2 separate regions of the Homo sapiens genome follow, and region 2 is linked to region 1. The links are chromatin contacts, found by Hi-C or POLR2A ChIA-PET in ENCODE. All regions are on one chromosome and are shown on one strand. Each heading gives the region's core, a stretch centred on a gene start or an enhancer-like site at or near the end of the contact. The rest is flanking DNA. Distances are from core to core; before and after follow the strand shown.

The links. A loop is a pair of places that touch in the nucleus more often than their neighbours do. ChIA-PET counts read pairs that join two places held with the same protein, here RNA polymerase II (POLR2A). Pooled maps may share reads with other maps.
Region 2: a map of PC-3 shows a loop between it and region 1 (7-fold over the local background). The contact joins two enhancer-like sites. A Hi-C loop is called at or near these places in 2 of 168 maps with a recorded cell type or tissue (PC-3 and endothelial cell of hepatic sinusoid) and 2 of 50 pooled maps. POLR2A ChIA-PET finds 5 or more read pairs at or near these places in 1 of 52 experiments (naive thymus-derived CD4-positive, alpha-beta T cell).

Annotation. Positions count from the first base shown.
Region 1 is chr14:42,139,303-42,142,871 of GRCh38, reverse strand. No RefSeq gene overlaps it. Among named protein-coding and RNA genes, the nearest start is that of LRFN5, 530 kb to the right of the region's middle. Within about 2 kb of position 1,936, at least 2 of the 41 ENCODE cell types and tissues checked have a DNase peak (open chromatin) inside an H3K27ac peak, as active enhancers do; they include PC-3, where a contact is called at or near this core.
Region 2 is chr14:42,191,622-42,195,190 of GRCh38, reverse strand. No RefSeq gene overlaps it. Among named protein-coding and RNA genes, the nearest start is that of LRFN5, 590 kb to the right of the region's middle. RefSeq lists a silencer at 2,211-2,505. Within about 2 kb of position 1,955, at least 7 of the 41 ENCODE cell types and tissues checked have a DNase peak (open chromatin) inside an H3K27ac peak, as active enhancers do; they include PC-3, where a contact is called at or near this core.

The DNA.
Region 1 (3,569 bases), core at 687-3,186:
TAAACATAAGAGAAGGGCTAATTTATGTTGAAGATCACAAATCTTGTGCTCTTGTAATTCAAACAAGTCCAAATATAAAATATTGATTTATGTGTGTTTGAGATTCTTGTAAACTTTTCTCAGCTCAATGATAGTTCTTCATTTTCCTTCTCTCACAACTGTGTTCTAAATCACAGGTCTTTCTATACCCATAATTTAGAGACTGAATTAAAGAACTGGACAGCACAGTAATGCTAAGAGAGAACAGCAGGGAGAAGAGAAATAAATGGTTATATTTTCAGAAAGAAAAAATCAGGTGAAATTTTACTTCCATCCATTTCCCAGAGTGAGCAAATGAGAAAAAAGTTAAACTTTATCATTATTGAAAAAAAGACATCCACAACTCTAGAGATTTAGCAGTGAAATACTATATAGTGAGCATGCTAAAGTAACAAAGTTGGGAACACCTTGGGTTTTGTTCGGAAATACTTTGCATTTATTTATTTATTTATTTATTTATTTATTTTGAGATGGAGTCTCGCTCTGTCGCCCAGGCTGGAGTGCAGTGGCGCGATCTCGGCTCACTGCAACCTCCACCTCCCATATTCATGGAATTCTCCTGCCTCAGCCTCCCAAGTAGCTGGGACTACAGGCGCATGCCACCACGCTTGGCTAATTTTTTGGAATTTTAGTAGAGGCGGGGTTTCACCGTGTTAGCCAGGATGGTTTAGATCTCCTGACCTCGTGATCTGCCCGCCTCTGCCTCCCAAAGTGCTCGGATTACAGGCGTGAGCCACAGCGCCTGGAAAAAATAATTTCTTATTAATGATCTCAAACAAGTAAGCATCTCCACATTTCTTCTTAATCAGCAAATGTAATACAATGTAATGGTTAAGAATATGTGTTTGAGGATCAGGTTCCATGGGTTTGGATCACAGGCAGAATAATTAAAATCTAAGTGAAGGGAGGCAAGTTAACATCCTTAAGTCATGGTTTTCTCATCTGTAAAATACCATTAATAGTTTTACTTATGAATATATTGTACTTAGCAGTGCCTGGTTCAGAGAAGGTGCTCATTAACTACTCTAGTCATCATTACTACTAAGAATGAAGCTTTGTTAAATGTCAGGACTGCTATTAAATAGAGAGAGAAACAGTGTTTTAAGCTAAATATATCTAGTTCTGTCATTTAAGTGGATACTGTAATTAATGGGCTTGGTGATATAAATCTTTGTATTTATTCACTTCCCATCAAGCAGGTTGGTGAATAATGGAAAAGGAAAGGTGAACATTGAAAATCTCAGTTAGTTTGTGTCCTGTGGCTGATGATTCATTATTTGTACAAAACATTGATGAGTTCCATGAAACATAAAAGTGAGCAACCATAGAGTGTATGAGTGGAAGTTAAATTGCTATATGAAATGAAGACTGTAGCGCTGAGTTTCGGAGATCTTGAGAGAGGTGAAACCCCAGAGAATTGTAGAGGAAGGAAATATGTGAATGGATTATTTATAGAAAAAAAAGAACATCAAGCAATCTGATAATGGATAAGTCTGCAAGTACCCTAAAACTAAATGAAGTTCTGCTACACACACACACACACACACACACACACACACACACACACACACACACACACACTGCATACATGCCTTGGATGAGTAATTTTACCAAGAGAAATCAAGGAGAAGGTTTCTGTGTCTCATCTTGAATCATCAGTGACAGAATGTGTACACAGTGTGGGAGATAAGGCGATCCACTCATTAATTTAAAAGCAGCAGTAATGTAGAATTAGAAGTGGCTCAAACACCATCCTCCCTTCACTACCTTCCTACTACCTTCCATACCCCAATCTCCAGGATGACTGAAAAATCCCCAGGCACTCATTCACATGCACTATGATTCAAGCTGATTTAATTTGGCACTCAAAGGAAGGGTACCTCAGCTGGTATATGCATTTTACTATCATGATTAAGCATTTAAAACAGCTCATTGTACAGTCATGTAATGGATTTCTGCTATGTCTTTCTGTTATGTCTACTGTAATGTCTTTCTGTTATGTCTACTTTCCTTTTGAAAGTTCCATTCATTAGTGGTGACTGATTTTTATGTCCATTCTGGTGCTTTGTGTAGTCTTTCTAATGACTTCTAAGAATTATTGGAGTGAGATTTCTCCATGTTTCTGTGTCTCATTTGCTGTTGTCATCAATGTAAACACATTTTTGTTTACTGTTGTGGCCTGCCTAAAGTGATATTATAAATATCAGATCATATGATTTTTAAAAACTATGCCTGGATATTTTATTAATTCATTTTTTCCTGATATATGTATTCTTAAATTATGTATTGTTATAGTGTTATTTTAATCATTCTTTTTGATTTACATAAATAAGAAAGCAGGTAAGTTTATTTGTGTCACCCTTTGCCAATTAATCAATCACCAATTTAATCTCCTTTGTTTGTTTTGCTATCTTCTTGAAATTCCCTCACCAGTCATTTTTATAACTTTTAAAGTGAATCCTATTTGCTCATTAATAATAGCAACACTGTTAGAAGAGGGAACAGGGGCCCAAGGGTTTTCTTAACACTAAGCCGAGCCACATGGAGAGACAAGCATGGAGCATGTGCTGGTTTGCACACTCAGGGCAATGGAATAAATAGAAGAAGAGGCATAGCAATATGCAACAGCAGGCAGTGAGGGTCAGGTGAGTCAGGCAGAAGGAACGTCAAATTTAGGGTACTGGGACTGGTGGCTGAAATGAGAAAAGTATGGAATCTGAGGGCAGAATTTCAGCTTTAAAGAATCCAATCTCTAGAGAAATTTACTAAAAGTTATATAAAACTCTGCAAGCATTAATTCTATTTCGTGAAATATTGTCAAGAAAGTGACTGAGGCACTGGGGAACAAAAAACGCTTCACAGTTTTAAGAAGTGAAGATGTAAGGTGCAACGTTAATAAATTCACTCATTCAAAAGGTGAATTGAGGGCATACTATGTGCCAGAAACTGTTCTAGGATTTTAGGTAGAGTAGTGAAAAAAATCCAATGAAAACAAATGTGTATGCCTTCATAGAAACTACATCCTAGTGACAGGATATAGACAGTAAAAAGGACTTAAAAAATAAAATGCACAGCATAGTGTATTAGATACTGTTTGTTAAAAAGAAAAAGCAAAATGGGGATGAGGAGTGTTGGAGAAATACTGAAATCGTGTTGTGATAAGGTAGTTCCTAGATTGCATATACTGAGATAAACCTTATATACTGATGTTTTCCTAAGGAGAAAATACAATTTTTGTGACCAAAACTGAAGTGGAAAGGGAAACAAGTCAGTGAAGGAAGAAAATCAAATACTAAGTGGCACATCACTGAACTGATGATAGCTCCACCAGAAAACAAAGCTGCTTGGAGAGACCTGATGAAAGCACGATATTTCCTTTTTCATCAACTGTTAGTCAGAAATTCATCCCACAGAGGAGGGATTGGTAAACTTTTAATGTAAAATGACATATAGTAATATTTTAAATTTACAGACCATTGGGTCTCTGTTGCAACTACTTGACACTGCTGATAGAGTGCAAAAATCAGCCA
Region 2 (3,569 bases), core at 706-3,205, 52 kb before region 1:
ATCAAGTCATTTAAGCCATCTGCCAAAAGGGTGATTACTGAGACAAGGGCCTTATAAATTCACTGACTTTATTTCAACTGAAAAAAATGTTTATATTGTCAAGTAGCCATAATAATGAGAGACAAAAGCAGTACTGGATAACAAATTTAATAGGCAATTAAAAACAATACTGGTCCTCATAATAATACGATTTTTCTTTGTTTAAAAAAAAACTTAGATGGATTCCATTTAACAATGTATACTTGGAGCAAATGGCTATAAAAGCTGAGATTAAAAGAAAAGACATTAGCAGGATGTGATTGTTGAAAGAGGGACATGAGCCACGGAATACAGGCAGTCTTTAGAAACTAGAAAAGGTGAGAAAACGGATTTTTCACTAGTGCCTCCACAGGGAATGCACCCTTGCTGACACCTTGATTTTAGACCAATGTGAGATACATTTTGGACTTTAATCCTCCAGAAATTTAACATAATAAATTTGTTATGTGTTAAGCCACAAAATGCGTGGTAATTTGTTACAGCAATAGTAGAAGATGGATGCAATTCTGTATCCTACATTGAGTACATTAACATTTTAGGATGTGGACATCTTTGATGTGTGTGTTTGGGGAGGTCACTATTCTACCTTGCACAATGGCTAAATTAATTATCACTACAGGCAACTCATTTTCAATTTCACTGGAGAACTCTAGAAGTCAGCATAGAGCATACCTTTTAGCATTTCCCATCCAAGGATGAGTTAAGGTTCTAGTGTATTTATCTACCAACCCAGAAGTCTTAGGTTGAGAGTTGCTTCTGTATCAAAAGTATATGTTAAATACTCCCTTATAGCCTGACCTGTGGTCAACAGATTAGGTTCCCAAGGTAAGTAAAAGCCCCCAGACAAATTAAGGCAGGGGCTGACATTGGGATGATGGGCCAATGTATATGGAAATGATGAAGGCACTTGCAGCACCTAGTTCATCCATGCCCCACATTAACTTTATTTCATCCTGCCATTGATTATTCAAGGTAGTGGCTAACCACAATTTCTTTATAAAAAATTGACTCTGTCTGGAGGGTTCACGTAACAAGCTACATTCACACTGCTGCAGTTGTTATCAAGGTCACATATGATGTAAATCATCTGTCTTCTCTATTATCCATTCTAGATTCTTCTCACCCTTCACAAGCATTTTTGTTGCTTTAGGTTGCTTGTCCAGTGGAGTAACTCAAATCTACATCCCTGAGGAGTTTGGGCTCCTGGCTACTCTACTCTTGTCAAGCCATGGCTACCACAATATTCTACCTACAGTTATCACCAGGCATGGATCTATTCAAAGCACATTAATGAATCCCCTGAGTTACTGATATACACATTCTTAATCCTATTATATGTCAGAGATTGTATCTTTTCCTAAAAACCAAGGTAATTTTTCCTAGGTGGTATAGTAACTCCTTTGTTTTCTTATCTGCTTCCATAAAGTATCCAAATTGATCAGGTAAAAGTCATATTGAGATTGGTGGAATCATATTTGTGCCCCACAATAGAGGCAACATCTTCTCTACTCCAGCAACAAGACCAGTAGTTCAGGAAAACTGAATTATAAAGGGTTGGGAAGCACAACTTCCTTAAGTGAGTAACTAGCTGTGATTTTCCATATAGTCAGTTCTCTGCTGCAAAGAACAATTCTTTAAACAAGGCCAGGGGAGTCTTCTGGCTTTTGCATCATAGTTGTTATTTTCTTCTGGCTGTGCTTCAATAGCAATAAACAACCAGCTAATTTTTTTTTGTCTTAAAATCACCATTGCCCTTATATCTAACAGATGCTGGAGACAGGAGACATTGCAAAAGCCAGTGCTCCTTACTTTACTCGTGTTTACAATTATGAGTCATTTTAATAGCTTTATAACAGCATGCCATGACTCATCACAAAATTATCTTCTTATAGACTTCTGGCCAGTGAATGAGGTGATTCAATTTCAGAGTTCTATCCTGGGAATTTGCTTCTTATGTTTAGTTCCAATAGTAATTTTATTAGTTTGGCTTCCTCCAGAAGCCAACCCTGTGGCAAATACACAAATGCAAGTAGTTTATTTGGAAAGTCATCCCTGGCAACATGGATGGAAGTGGAGATCATTATGATAAGTAAAATAAGCCAGGCACAGAAAAACAAACATTGCATGTCCTCATTCATTTGAAAGACCTAAAAGATCTAAAAGACCGAAAGATCTAAAAGATCTAAAAATCAAAACAATTGAACTCATGGAGACAGAGAGTAGAAGAATGGTTAAGGAAGGCTCGGAAGGGTAGTAGGGGGTGGGGGGAAACGTGCAGATGTTTAGTGGGTATTTAGTAGTCAGGAAGTGAAACAGGGAAGGGAAAGGAAGGCAGTCAGTAAGGAATGCATTAACACAGCATCCAAATAACATAGGCACAAAGGCAAAATAGGAGGTCACCAGCTCATATCCTAACAACAGCAAGAATTCTCCACCCACCTATGGGCAAAAGTATCTTTGTGGGAGCATTGGGATTCAAGTAGGAGGTTGTAAAACCCTGGTGAAACCCAAAGCCTAGGATATAACAACTGTAAATTTTAAATATATGTATGCCCTCAATATGTATACACCTGAATATATAAAATAAAAATTAATAGATCTAAACAGCAAGATAAACTGCAAAGCAATAATAGTAGAGGACTTCACCACCTCACTTTCAGCAATGGACAGATCATCCAAACAGCAAATCAATATGAAAACATTGGACATAAATTATATTCTAGGACAAATGAACTTAACAGATATATATAGAATATTTCATCAAATATCTACATAATACATAGTCTTAACTATGCATGGAACATTCTTCAGTATAGATAATATATTAAAACACAAAAGAAGTCTTAACAAATTTAAGAAGCAAACCAAGTATCGTTTATGACCACAATGGAATAAAACTAGAAATCATAACAGGAGGAATTTTGGAAAAATGATAAATGCATGGAAATTTTGGAAAATTCACAAATACTTACACCAAAACAACAAATGAGTTAAAGGATATTATAAGGAAAAATTAAAAATATGTTGAGATGAATAAAAATGAAAATACAACTTGCCAAAACTCATGGGATGTGGCACAAACAGTTTGAAGAAGGAAATTTACAGCAATGAATACCTAACTCAAAAAAAAGAAAGATCTTAAATAAGTAAATCAATGTTACATTTCAAAGCTCTAGAAAAAAAAGAGAACAAACTAAGCCCAAAGTCATTAGAATGAGGTAAATAATAAAGATCTTAGTAGAAATAAATAGACACTAGAAGAACAATAGATCAGTAAAATTAAAAGTTGCTTTTTGAAAAGATAAAAAAAATCAATGAAATTTTACCCAGACTAACTTAAAAAAAGAGACAAGACTCATAAATAAAATCTGAAATAAAGAAGAGATATTACAACTATCATAGAAACACAAAGGATCAAAAGATACTATATCTCCAAAAATTGTATATCCTAGAAGAAATGGGTAGATAAATTTCTAAAAACATATAACCTACCCAGACTAAATAAGAAGAAATAACAAACATGAACAGAC